2 separate regions of the Mus musculus genome follow, and region 2 is linked to region 1. The links are chromatin contacts, found by POLR2A ChIA-PET in ENCODE. All regions are on one chromosome and are shown on one strand. The core of a region is the stretch at or near the end of the contact, and the rest is flanking DNA. Distances in the headings are between cores, read along the strand shown.

Region 1 (6,469 bases), core at 2,783-5,282:
AAAAACCAAAAAACCAAACCAAAACAAAACAAAACAAAACAAAAAACAAACAAAAAACGGGACGGGACGGGATTCACAGTTTAAACTTCTGAAATACACTTGACTTATGCACTGCTCACCTGAAATATCTTTGTTTTAAGGGTACATGGGCTATGATGGGGAATACCTATAATCCTGGTACTTAGTTCAGGGTCATTCTGGGCTGCATGGGGAAATTAAATTCAGGTTTTCAGGCTTGGCAGCAAGTCCCTTAACCCACTGAGTGGTCTTGGCCCACAAATGCTTAGAAGTTATTGTGAAGAACATGAGAGTAAATGCTACCTTCTAAATGACTTTGGGAAACATTGCTACACACACACACACACACACACACACACACACACACACAGAGAGAGAGAGAGAGAGAGAGAGAGAGAGAGAGAGAGAGAGAGAGAGAGTCTGTCCTCTAACTTGCTCCAGCAACTGAATAATACAAAGAGGTAGGCAGCAGTAGCCTACCCATTCTTACCCAGCGTGGGTAAGAGATTAAGAGAGCAGCAGGTCTTAAGAGAGTAGCAGACTAAGACAGGCTGTGTCTTAGTCAGGGTTCTACCGTTCATGAAACACCAGGGCTAACAGCAAGTTGTGGAGGAAAGGGGTTATTTGGCTTATACTTCCACATCATTGGAGGAAGTCAGGACAGGAACTCAAATAGTTTCAACCTCAAACTCCAGAACCTGGTGGCAGGAGCTAAAGCAGAGGCCATGGAGGAGGGCTGCTTATTGGCTTGTTCCTTATGGCTTGCTCAGTCTACTTTCTTATAGAACCCAGGACCTCCAGCCTAGGGATGGCACCACCCACAATGGGCTGGCCCTGGAGGAAAATCACTAATTGAGAAAATGATTTATAGATGGTTCTCATGGAGACATTTTCTCAACTGAGGTTCCTTCCTCTCTGATAACTTGAGCTTGTGTCAAGTTGACACACAAAACCAGATAGTTTAGGCTGTGAACTTATTAAACAATAAACATGAGTAGTAAAATAGGTCTGAGCCAGGTGTGGTGACACACGCCTTTAATCCCAGCACTGGGGAGGCAAAGGCAGGTGGATTTATGAGTTTGAGGCCAGCCTGGTCTACAGAGTGTGTTCCAGGACAGCCAGGGCTATACAGAGAAACCCTGTCTCAAAAAAACAAACAAAAACAAAAACAAAAAGGTCTGAAAATATACATAAACAAAATTTTGTGGACCAACTGATTATGAAACTGCTGTTTCATTTTTGTTATTTTACTTTTATTTTATTTTGCTTTTGTGTATGGATGTTCAACAGTGGCTGGCCTAGAACTTTTTATTTTAGAGCAGGCTAGCTTCCAACTCAGAGTTTCACCTGCCTCTGTCTTCCAAGTGCTGGAATTAAAGGCATGTGCTGTGCAAGGCTCTATTTAATTTTTGGTGTTTTTTTTTTTTTTTTTTTTTTTCCGAGACCGGGTTTCTCTGTGTAGCCCTAACTGTCCTGGAACTCACTCTGTAGACCAGGCTGGCCTCTTTTTGTTTTTGTTTTTGTTTTTCGAGATAAGGTTTCTCTGTATAGCTCTGACTGTCCTGGAACTCACTCTGTAGAACAGGCTGGCCTTGAACTCAGAAATTCACCTGCCTCTGCCTCCCCAGTGCTGGGATTAAAGGCGTGTACCACCATGCCCCGTATTTGTTTTGTTTTTAAGCAGTATTTATGTATTTCAGGGGGCTCTTGCCCATGCTCTAGCCCAGGTGCACCTTGAACTTGTGATTCTCTTGGCTCTGCCTCTTGAGTAGGTAAAATCACAGGCCTGTGGCTTGGTTAAGATTTTTTTTTTTTAATTACCATTTGTAGTATAACTGGTCTCACACATTCCAAGATTATTAAGGAACATTTATATTTATATAAACATTCATTCATTTACTTTTGAGATACAGTTTCTCTGTGTAGCCCTGGCTGTTCTGGAATTTGCTCTGTAGGCCAGGTTGGCCTCAAATTCAGAGATCCCACTGCTTGCACCTCTACCTCTGCCTCACAAGTGCTGGGGTTAAAGGCTTGCACCACCACTGCCTGGCCACTAAGAGTATTTATAGTTAACTTTGATAAGGCTACTTTCAGATGATAGCTGAGTATCCTTATATTGGTGTCAACTCCATCTATACAGACTTACAAAACCTTAAGAATCTATGCTTTATTTTTAGCTCATGAGTTACTTGGTGCTATTTATGCTGTGAGAACAGGATAAGCACAGTGTTTACTGGAAACACCTCATGGGGGATGGAGACTTTGATTTATTATCTTCTAATTTATTATTATTATTATTGTCATTTTTTTCCAAGACTGGGTTTCACTATGTACCTCTGACTGTCCACTATGTAGACCAGGCTGGCCTTGAAACTCATAGAGATCCATCTGCCTCCATGAGTGCTGGGATTAAAGACATGTGTGACCATACTCAGACTATACTTTTTAAATACAAAATGTCTTCCACAGTTATAGTCTAAAGGTTAGCCTTAAATATTTCCTCTTAAGGGACTTAGGAAAATCCTCAGGGCATGTAATGACAGTACTAACCATAACGAAAACATCTGTTAGGCACATGTAGTCTTCCTCAGAAAAACTGAACTTTGTTGAGTTTCTTAGATCAGGAAGTATTATTTATTTTTATTTTTATGGCAACTTTGAAAGAGACTCTACACAGGATGGCCAATCCATTTTGTCACTCACTCACTTGTCCCTTGAGGCAAGGTCTCATTATATAGCCCTTGCTGGCCTGAACCCTCTAAGACTTGCAGGGATCCACGAGCCTCCACTTCCTGAGTGCTAGGGTTAAAAGTCCATGTCACCACACCCGGTCTCTATTTTGTCATCATTTTGTAACAGTTTCTGACACAATAACTTCCAAATAAGTACAGGTTTTATTTTTGAGTAAGGATAGCACATAGGGCTGGCAAGATGATTCAATGCTGGCCTTAGGGCATGCTGACCTAAGTTCCATCCCCAGGACCCACTTGTGGGATCCAAGTAGTAGGAGACGAATCAACTCCTAAGAGTCGTCCGTTGACTTCCACGCGCTGAGGTGCACACTCAATAAATAAACAAATACAATTTAATCTAATTTAATCTTTTTAGAGCCAAATACTTTTCGTAAATTACCAAACTGAGCCTTTTCCTTCTCTGGTTAGTCAGTCTTTGGTCTTCTGAATTAATGAGAAAAATTTTTGAGTGTTCAGGATACTTTCATATTTTAAAATTCAAGGATTAAATATCTTATATTTTTTTGCAAGGGGCTCGAGTTGTGGCTGACTGGAAACGTCTAGGCTTATGCAGCCATGCAAGTTTATTACGAGCAATACGAACTATATTGTCTCAATTTCAGTAAGGCAATATTAGATGATTAAAATCGTTTTTGTTTTTTGTTTTTGTTTTGTTTTACCAGAAGAGACAATCAGCTCTTGAAGTGCTAGGGCTGAGTCTGCCAGAAGCACCCATTTACATTTCTGTGTTACAAAGAATGACAGGTCCTTTGCACAAGTTGGTAGTGATTCTATCAGTCATTTCTCGCACCTGTTAGGTTGAAATTATTAGCATTATTTTTTAAGCCAGAGCTGAAGACGACCGACCAGAAAGAGATGAAAATCGAATCACCACCCTAGGGACATCTGTTAATGATACTACACACTGTGCTTCTCGTCTTACAAAAATAGAACTGCAAACTGGATTTCCTAGGATGTGCTGGGTGGCCGACATTTTCCGTGGCAGGGGTTTCACACGTTCCAGATCTGAATGGATATTAAATGGCTGGGCGAAATGCCAGGTAGCCCTTTCCTGTCACATTAAACAGCAGTGAGAACGGGCGGGGTAACCCTATTCTGTTCCGGCACGGAACGCGGTGGCTCGGACCAAGGGCACGCTGACGCGCAGGTAGCCCGGAGCTGCGTCCTGGAGACGCCGCCCGCCAGCGAACAGCGCCACCGGCTTCCGCCCTAAGCGCCCAGGGCTCCGCCGGCCTCTGCGGCAGGGCCGCGGAAACCCCGTAGGAGCAGGGCGGCCGAGGAGCGCGGCGCGCGGTCGCGCTGCTGCAATATTCTTCCGCCGAAAGCAAAGAGTCCCAGACCCGTTCCCGATTCGTGGATCTCCGGGAACGCTGTAATACCAAGTAATAGTGAAATGTGGATTTTGTCATCGACTCCTGTAGGGCTTCACCTCCGGTAACAAACTCCAGGAGTACAATTTTGTGGCTTCCGAAAGGGGAATAAGGAAATTCCTCCGCGAGAAACGGGTTCCGGCCGCGAGCCTATAAAAAACGGGCGGCGCCGTCCGCCTGTCTTTTCAGTCGGGCGCTGAGTGGGTTTTCGGATCATGTCTGGTGGCTCCGCGGATTACAACAGGTACGGCGCTCCCGGGGCGGCCGGTGGCCTGTAGTCAAGGTCACTAGGACCCGCGTTGAGGTGGGTTGCTTGGCGGCCACACTGCAGGTATGCGGGCTTTTTCTTAGGGCACACACTTCTCCTTGTGCCCTTCGAGAAGCTTCCATGATGGTAAGACTCCAGATGTTGGGGAGACAGGACGGATACAAGAACGGAGTATTAAGGATGCCCTTTCTTAGGACACATTGTGACATCTTGGCTGCTGCCCCTCCCCGTACGGGATATGGCAAGCGGAGCCGTGGCGCAGACTGCTTAGGGGCGGGTAACCGGGACCCGAAGGTTTATTGGCGGCCAGTGGCGCGAGCTGGCGTTCTTAGGGTTCTGTCGAGATGGGAGATTGGACGGCCAGGGGACGATCACCCTGGACCGTGAAACGGAGCGACGGAGCCGTTGGCATGGACCTGCCTGGGCCTTTCGGCGTCAATCACGCCGGCTTGCGCAGAGTTAGGGGCGGAGCTCGGCGCGCGGAGCACTCGCGAGAGCTTCGCTTCCCAAGCGGGAGGGCCTGGTCCTAGGGCACTGAGTAAAGGGGCGTCTATACTTAGGGGTCCAAGTCCCAAGCTGTTGGGGAGGGCGAATGGCGCTTCGCAGCATTGCGGCCGGTTTTGAGGCGTTTTCAGCAGAGCACAGGGGCGCGGAGGGGAATGAGGTACGGGGTGGAAGGGCCCTTTAAGGGTCTCTGCGTGGCTTGGAAGCAGTATGTCTAACTGCAGTGTTGTTGTCAGCAGAGAACATGGCGGCCCAGAGGGAATGGACCCCGATGGTGTCATCGAGGTAAGGAGTGGGTGTGGACGTTAAAGGTTTGGAAAGGTACATTTTTTTTTCATGTCTTATTCATAGTTTCATTATTAACTTACAGAGCAACTGGAATGAAATTGTTGATAACTTTGATGATATGAATTTAAAGGAGTCCCTTCTTCGAGGCATCTATGCATATGGTTTTGAGAAGCCTTCAGCTATTCAGCAAAGAGCTATTATCCCTTGTATTAAAGGTAAAACTCTATTGCCGTTAGGATAAGTGCTCTGCACATACATGGACCGGAAAAGGGAAAGTGACCTTTGGGGAAGTACTAGCACCTGATTGTATTCCTTAAAGTGAAATGATGGCAAATCATCTTTCGGGACTGACCTGAAATGAAGAGAATACTCTTGCTGATCACTTATGTGGGCGTAACTTTATGTTCCAACTGGAATACATGGTGTATAGTAGAAGTAACGATTTGATGTGGGATCGGTAAATATGTATCCTACTTTTTTTAGGGTATGATGTGATTGCTCAAGCTCAGTCAGGTACTGGCAAGACAGCCACATTTGCTATTTCCATCCTGCAACAGTTGGAGATTGAGTTCAAGGAGACCCAAGCACTAGTATTGGCCCCCACCAGAGAACTGGCTCAACAGGTATTGATAGTGTAGTTCAAAAAACTGCTTGCGTGTTGCATAGGTTTCAGGTTTCACAACTGTGAAGAATTTAAAATTAAAACGTATAAATTGTCCTAGTCCTGTGAGAGCCCCCATTTTAATTGTCCATGCATGCAGGGAGTTTTGTTGAAAGCTAAGCAGGAAATGGGTATTGTAGGTATGACTTTAGGGATTGATTGCACCTCAACAGTTAAACCCATAGGTTTCTCAGGGTGGATTATATCTGTACCCATTTAAAATTTGGAATGCAGTTGTGCAACATGAAAACTGCAGTGACATGTTAAACATTTGACTGTCTCAGTAGTTTGTGATGCATCTGTTGCATGCTATGTTTTCAAAGCACTGCTATATTGGCTTTGAAGTAATACTTCCTGATGAAGCTGCAAGCTTTATTCGGGTCAAGATTATAAGGCTCAGTGCCTTGTGGGAAAAAATACCAATATTTGCCCTTAAAAGCATTTCACTACACAGTGGAGAATGTAGAAATTGATTATTTACGTTCCTAGTTGGTGTTTGAGGTAACAAGGTCCCAAGTTTAAAAAGAGGAGGGAGCATTAAGTTTAAGGTGAATTTTAAGCTTGAAATTAGTAAATTTTGTGCTATGCATGCATAAAAGCTGTTGGC
Region 2 (7,250 bases), core at 1,774-4,273, 130 kb after region 1:
ATAGCCACCAGACTGGACCTGGCCATGAGAGGAGAGAGAGAAGGATGGGGAGAGCGAGAGAGGAGAGAGAGTGTGGGCAGAGGAGACCAAGAGAGGATGCCTAGAGAGGAAGACAAGAGAGCAAGTAGCCAAAAATAGTAGGGTTCTATAGGAATGAGAAGCTGGGGGAGGGGAGCCCAGGAGCTGGAGAAGTTTAGGCTAGGGGGAGGGGTGAAGGAGCCTGGAGGCCTCTGTATGCTTTGATAGGCTAATAGGCCCACCGATAACCTTCTATCCTCCTTGATAGTGACAAGAAATTGGCTGCTTTGATAGGGGAAATGGGTGCCAGAATTTTGGGGGATGGAGTTTTCTTTGGCCCTGACAGCAGCCCCATGTAACACAGTTGTTTTTCCTGCACTGATGAAGGCACGGTATTCAAAGTGGTTTACCTAAAGTAATTCAGTGTAAAGTTGTGCCTTAAACCCTGTGGGCTCTCTGAATTCCAAAGCCTGTGGTTTCCTCTTGTGCTATGACTTGTGGGCCATAGGGACACCTGATTAGCTACCTTACTGAAACAAACTTTACAAAAGGCAAATGTGAGATATGCTTTTCACAGATTGCAATTTTTTTAAGCATGAAATAGTTTATTTAGGGCATGGGGAAGGGAGTTGAGAGGGTAGTAGGGACAGAGAAAGTGAGGGAGGGGGCGGGGAAGAAGGAGAGGGTAAGAGGAGAAGAGATGGGAGGGGAGGGGAGGGGAGGCTGGCCATAAACACATGGAGGGGGTGGGGGGAGAAGGGGTGATGAGGGAAGAGGGCAAGAGAGTAAGGGAGCAAGAGCCACAGGCAGCATTTTATCAATGAGCTTCCTATACATGTACTTACATACTTCTATTTACCTGTCAAAGAAACTATACTTTAGCTTATGGTGTCTTAGTTACTGTTACACTACTGTGAAGAGACATCATGACCATGGCAAACTCTTCTAAAGAAAGCATTTGATTGGTGGCTTGCTTACAGTTTTAAAGAGTTAGTCCCTGATTGTCACAGTGGGAAGCAGACAGGTATGGCACTGGTGCCTTAGCTAAGAGTTTTCTATTCTGGTTCACAGGCATCAGGAGAGAGACAGAGACAGAGACAGAGAGACAGACACAGAGAGACAAAGACAGAAACACAGACAGAGAGACAGACACAGACAGACTAGACCTGGCATGGTCTCTTGAAACCTCAAAGCCCACCCCCAGTGACACACCTTCTCCAACAAGGCCATAGCCCCTAATCCTTCCCAAACAATTCTATTCCCTTTAAATGTAAGCATTTAAATTATGAGATATGGAGACCTTTCTTGTCTGAATCACCTCAGGTTGTAAATTTTGTAGCTAAAGTTTTAGATTTGACAACAATCTATTGTCCAGACTCTCTAGTATCTCGCTGCTATATGATCCCAGCATACGTAATGACACCCTAATTTCCTTCTCATTAAAAGGTTTTTTGTTTTGTTTTTTTGTTTTTTGTTTTTGTTTTTTTTTTTTTTGTTTTTTGTTTTTTGTTTTGTTTTTTTTTTTTTTTTTTTTGAGACAGGGTTTCTCTTGAGTTCTGTCCTGGAACTCACTTTGTAAACCAGGCTGGCCTCAAACTCAGAAATCCGCCTGCCTCCCAAGTGCTGGGATTAAAGGCATGCGCCACCACCGCCCAGCGTGTCATGAGTTTTTAAAGTTTAAATTAGGCTACAGATATTACAGGATGCATAAAGATAGAAGAGCCACATAGAGGGTTTGCTACTGTGGACACAGGCTTTGCCTTCCCGAAGGTGTACAACGGCTGAAGCACCCACAGGTAGGTGTCTGAGTGCTCCTAGCCACAGACTGGGTCCCTGAAGTGTTGAAATAAGTGACTTGGTCAAGAGGCACAACACTCTGCATCCTGATTCAGATAAGCAGCCCTGGCTTTCAGTGGGAGGCGGCAGAGAGGGCTTGGCAGGCACCTGTGTTGCCTGGCCTGGTGAGGGAGTCTTTCTCCTGTCTTCCAGCTTGCTGGGGAATGCCTGGGCTAGGGAGTTGGTCTGGATGGCTGTCAACAGCTCAGCGAGGGTGGAGGAGGGTGTCCAGACGTGTGTACTACAAGGAGGAATGTGAGAACTGCCAGGCAAGCAGTTCCCCTTCCATATCTGGGAAAGGCTGGTGGTCGGGAAAGAGACAGGCAGGATAGGGTTGGCAGGATGTGTGGTAGCAGTCTTCATTCTGTATGGGTACCTATGAGGACAAACTATATTCAGGAGGAAGGGCATCTAGCTCTCAGGCTGTTTTAATGTGGCCTGGAGTATCTTCCTTCTACTTTAGGAAGAATAGAGAGGGCCCTGGCATGGCCTGGAGGCTCAAAAGCCTTAGCATAGGGGAATGTGTGCCCACATGTGTAGGCATGGCCACACTACTGTAAATACCTAGTGCACCCCGTAGTGTTGAAGGGCTCCACCTGTCTGAATCCACCGATCTTTCAGCTTATGAGAGCCAGGCCTATGTCACCATGCTCAGTGGTAGACAGCCTTAGCCTTGCCCAAATGAGGCCCTGAAGCTGACAGAGAAAAGAGGATTTCTTTCATCTCTTGAACCGTAGTTATTTGTTAGAATGCGGTTTCTTGGATGGTTAGTATTGTGCACAGCTTCAAGCCCAGCACATGACTGAGCACTGGGGCGTCTCCTGGAATGAGCTCAGCAACCCTGGTGGTCATAGGCCACGCTTGGCCTCGACACATGCACAGCAGCCCTGCAGGGGAGGCCGGGAGAGCAGGTAGAGGGAGCCGTAGCCGTCTGGGGCAAGCACCACCTTGCAGCTGTGCTCGGCTCATGAAAGAGTCCTTTTTTCCTACCTGTCAATTACGACCTTCGGAGGGAGAGTCAAGCAGAAATGGAAGAGGAAGTGTGGTGTGGCTCTCCATGTGAACTATGCTGGGGAGCCAGGCTTGGAGCCTTGCTTGTCTGAGCCCCTTGGGAACCAAGTATATCAGAGTTTGTTCCAGATGGGAGAGGGAAGGAGGCAGCCTGCCAGCTCTGACAAATGCTGCTTGCTGTAGGGCTGGAGGCTGCTGGCCCAGGGCCTGAGCTGGAGGAGGCTAATGATAGTGTGAGGAATCAATCAATCCCCCAGATGAGGGAGGCTTCCTGCTAGAGGCATGTGGCTGCTTTTCTTTTCATCTTCACAATGAATGTCTTATTCTGGGCTGTCCATTTGGGAAAGGGAGGGAGCAGGCAAAGAGGAGCCCTGCAGCCTCGCCCAGGGCAGCACTCCTGCATTGGAAGCGTCTGTCCGTCCGCCCTACCCATGCCTTCAGGGACCGTCTTGGTGACTCAACAGGATGAGGCTGAGCAGTTTGCTGCTACCCAGTCACCTTTACAGTCTCCCTTCCTCAGGAAGCCCTTAGCTTTTGGGGGAAAGTCACATGCTTTCCAGCTAGGTGGACTTGGGTTTAAATTCTAGATGTGTTGTTTGTTGTTAACTCTTTGAACTTGGAGACTGAACTTCTCAGATGCTCATTTTGCGTCCTAGTCTGCAGTAATTCTTCCAACATCATAGCATTGACATGCATGCTTCAAGTAGAGCTGGACACATGACTGTGATCAACAAATAGCTGTTTCAAAGACCACAACTCAGTATCCAGAATCTACAAAGTACTGCAGAGAGAGGGGTGGTGGTGGTGGCAGAGACAGACACACGAGAGGTGGGGGGCAGAGACCCAGGAGACAACTGCCAATCTACAATAGGCTGAAGAAAAAGGAACAGGTAGATCTCAAAAGAAGAAACACAAATGGTCAGCAAATGTTTTAAAAAGTGTTCAACATCCCTAGTCATCAGGGGAATGATTTGAGATACTTACTGTCACATCCTAGTCAGAATGGCTGTCATCAATATATCTGATTACAAATGTTGGAGAGGATGTAGGGGAAGAGAAACCATTATCCATTGCTGTGCGAGTCCAAATTATACAGCCATGGTGCAAATAAATGGAGACTCCACAAATAAATAAATTTTAAAAAATTGCCGTAAATATTTAAAAAGAACCGCCAAGTTCCTACGCTCCATCCAACTACTCTCTGCCCACCAACTCTCTGGCAGGGCCGGAGCTCCCGAGTTCCCTTCGCTGCCATACCAGCCCCATGCAACGACCGTCTACCCCTCAGCCAGCGACCACAACACCCAGCAACCTGGTAGAAACAAAACTCTAGAAGTTTATAATTAAGTCAGATTTATATATCAATAAATTCTCAATTCACAAGATGCCCACACAATAATTTCAGAGCCAATCAATAATGATATAAGCTGCCCACCTAGATCAGACAAGTTATCCCAATTATTCCATTCCTATATGATATTCATAACTACCTGTGGCTATTTAAAACCATGTGAGATCAGGATCTTCTTCCTGTCTGTCCGCCTCCATCTTGGCTTCTTTTCTCTCCTCTCTGAGTCGTTCTCTGACCCTGCAACTCTTCACTCTGCTTCCCTTTTCCCTGTCCAATCACAGGCCTCCTGCTGCCCCACCATTGTCCTCCTGGGCAATGAGACTCTATGCCCTACCACAGAGATACTTGAACCTCCATCTGTGTTCATTGCTGCTCTTTTTTACAGTAGCAAGGAAACAGAATCAACTTAGATGGCATTCAACAGATGAATGGATTATGAAAATGTGGAACTTTCACAGAGCGGGATACTATACAGCTGTGAAGGAAAAAAGAAAGAAAGAAAGAAAGAAAGAAAGAAAGAAAGAAAGAAAGAAAGAAAGAAAGTAAGTTGCAGGAAAATGGAAGGTCCAGAAAAGTATAATGTTGAGTGAGGTGACTTTACCTCGGAAAGGCAACAAGCCACATGTCTGTCCTCATATTCGGCTTCTGTCCTGTAGTCTATATGTGCCCTAGGTCAATGGGTGTGAGTGGGGGCAAACTTTAGAAAGGAGGCCACGTAAGGAAGGACAGAGTGTAGGCAGAAGGGCCAGAGTCAGGGAAGAGAGTATTAAAGCTGTTACTTTCTAGTTTCAACGTCATCATAGTGTTTTCTTTTCTTTCATTCTGTAGGGAGTGGGTATGTGGATTCAATTTTCCTGTTTCCAAGTAGCAACAATCATGTTTGCATTCCAGAAGAGTCCAGCATGTGTTCTTCCTTTGAGGCAGTGCTTGTGGAAGCTGGGCCTTCTTTTTAATTCCATTGACCACTCGAGCAATAGAAGTGGACATGACTAGTGCCTTAGTTAGGGTTGCTGAGAAGAGACACCATGACCAAGTCATCTCTTGTAAAGGACAACATTTAATTAGGGCTGGCTTACAGTTGCAGACGGTCAGTCCATTATCATCATGGTAGGGAGCATGGCAGTGTCTGCTAGAGGAGCTGAGAGTTCTATATCTTGATCTGAAGGCAGCCAGGAGTGGACCTGAGCATAGGAGACCCCAAAGCCTGCCTACACAGTGACACACCTCCTCCAACAAGGCCACACCTCCTAATGGTGGCACTCATTCCCCATGAGCCAAGCATTTGAGCACATGAGTCTGTGGGGGCCATTCCTAGTGCAGCTACCACGATGAGTTTGGAAGATTTGTCATGTCAGCCCACTTAGAAAGTGTGATCCTTTCGTTTAGATTTATTTACTCTAGTTCATGGTTATGAATGTTTTGCTTGCATGTGTGTCTGTGCATCACATGCACGCCTGGTACCCAAGGAAGTCAGAAGATGACATCTGATTTCCTGGAATTGGAGTGATGGCTGCTTGTGAGCTGCCATGTAGGAGTCAGACACAGGTCCTCTGCATGAGCGAGTGCTCAGAACTGCTGAGCCACCTCCCCGACCCTGAAAAAGTGATTGAAATAATGTTTTGGGGAGAGCGACTTTGTAACCTGATACTATCCCTTTTTTCTTCCCTTTCTTTCTTTTATAACTGTATCTACTTAACTATATCAAATCATTTATTCCATTATTTAACTTGTAAATCACATTTCTTTACATAAAGTGTGGCTTTAACTACAAAATTCAAGGCGGCATCTCTTTTCAATGGTTATTCTCAGTTGTTGCTCACCCAGTGGACCAGATTCTGCTAGGCACTGCACAGACAAAGGCAGGAGAAACAATTTCTGGAGGAGCTGTCAGTCTGTGAGGAGAGAGGGCCGTGTGTAGTGGAGCATAAGAGATGGACCAGTTGCGGAGGGAGGAGGGAGAATGACAAGGCCAGAGAAGAGATAGGAAACTCTCCCTCCAAAAAGAGTTTTCCAGACATTTAAGGTAGGAATCAGGAGGAAATAGTGGGACCAGATATGATGGTCACTGTTGGAATTTGGCCCTAGACATCATGAGGTAGTGGCTTCCTTGACAAGCAACCCTTTAGGGCATCTACTCCTGCTGGCATTTGAGTCCACCTAGGTTGCGTTAGGACAAGGTCTACAGCCTCTTCCCAGCTGGTGGATCAACACTGGCAGGAATGCCGCCAAGGTTGATTATAGGAGAACATTATGGGCTACTTGTCAGCTCAGGGTTCAGGTCAGAGGGGGGCTTTCCAAAGGAGTGGGGGCCTGGGGATTCATCATTAGACAAGATCTACAGATGCAGAGCTTCCAGAGGCAGAGCAGGATTCAGGTAGTGTGGGCAGGAGGAGCTTCACAATCCAGGAGGGAGAGAGAGAGAGAGAGAGAGAGAGAGAGAGAGAGAGAGAGAGAGAGAGAGAGAGAGAGAGAGAGAGAGAGAGAGAGAAAGTGGGCAAGAGTGATGTCTGCTGTTGTTGGAAAGTTCAGGGACATCGCAGGCTGCATTTAATGTCAAGAAGAACTGGGGGATTCAAGGTCTCAGTAATCTACTAACAATTTGGCGCACGCCCTGGGGCGGGCATTTGATGAGTTATTTGAGACAGAAACATAAGATCTACAAGGCTGTTACGGGTCATTTAGCTGATGAGGAGAAGAGCAAATGTAGGGCATCTTCAGTTGCTGGGCTCCACTCCCTGCCCAGGCAGAGTACAGGGCTTTGTGTTTCTCTAATTCGGTCCAATTAAATCCAGTCTGCACCATGCCTGCCTCACAAAGGAAATAAAGGCGAGACATGGTGACTCACCTCCATCCTGCTGGTCTCCCTAGCTCAGATGCCATCTCCTTGGTCCTGTGTCCTACCTCTGGCTTCTGTTAGTATATCTCAATGTAGTCTCGATTCTGCCCTAAGCTAATGAAATTGAAGTCTCTGTAGGGTGGTTCTGGGCACTAGCCTTTTCTTAAAACTCGGCAGTTGTTCCCCAGGCAGTCGTGG

Evidence for each region. ChIA-PET counts read pairs that join two places held with the same protein, here RNA polymerase II (POLR2A).
Region 2: POLR2A ChIA-PET joins it to region 1 with 18 read pairs in Patski. The contact joins the enhancer-like site here to the promoter of Eif4a2 in region 1. POLR2A ChIA-PET finds 5 or more read pairs at or near these places in 2 of 5 experiments (Patski and embryonic stem cell).

What each region holds. Positions count from the first base shown.
Region 1 is chr16:23,103,436-23,109,904 of GRCm38, forward strand. Eif4a2 (eukaryotic translation initiation factor 4A2) reads left to right here and starts at 4,033. Exons shown (of 11, transcript NM_013506.3): 1 at 4,033-4,385; 2 at 5,153-5,198; 3 at 5,284-5,416; 4 at 5,685-5,824. The coding sequence starts at 4,357. Snord2 (small nucleolar RNA, C/D box 2) reads left to right here and starts at 5,518; the gene lies at 5,518-5,585.
Region 2 is chr16:23,237,804-23,245,053 of GRCm38, forward strand. The region is part of intron 1 of St6gal1 (beta galactoside alpha 2,6 sialyltransferase 1); the gene reads left to right. Among named protein-coding and RNA genes, the nearest start is that of BC106179, 16 kb to the left of the region's middle. Within about 2 kb of position 3,024, at least 2 of the 3 ENCODE cell types and tissues checked have a DNase peak (open chromatin) inside an H3K27ac peak, as active enhancers do.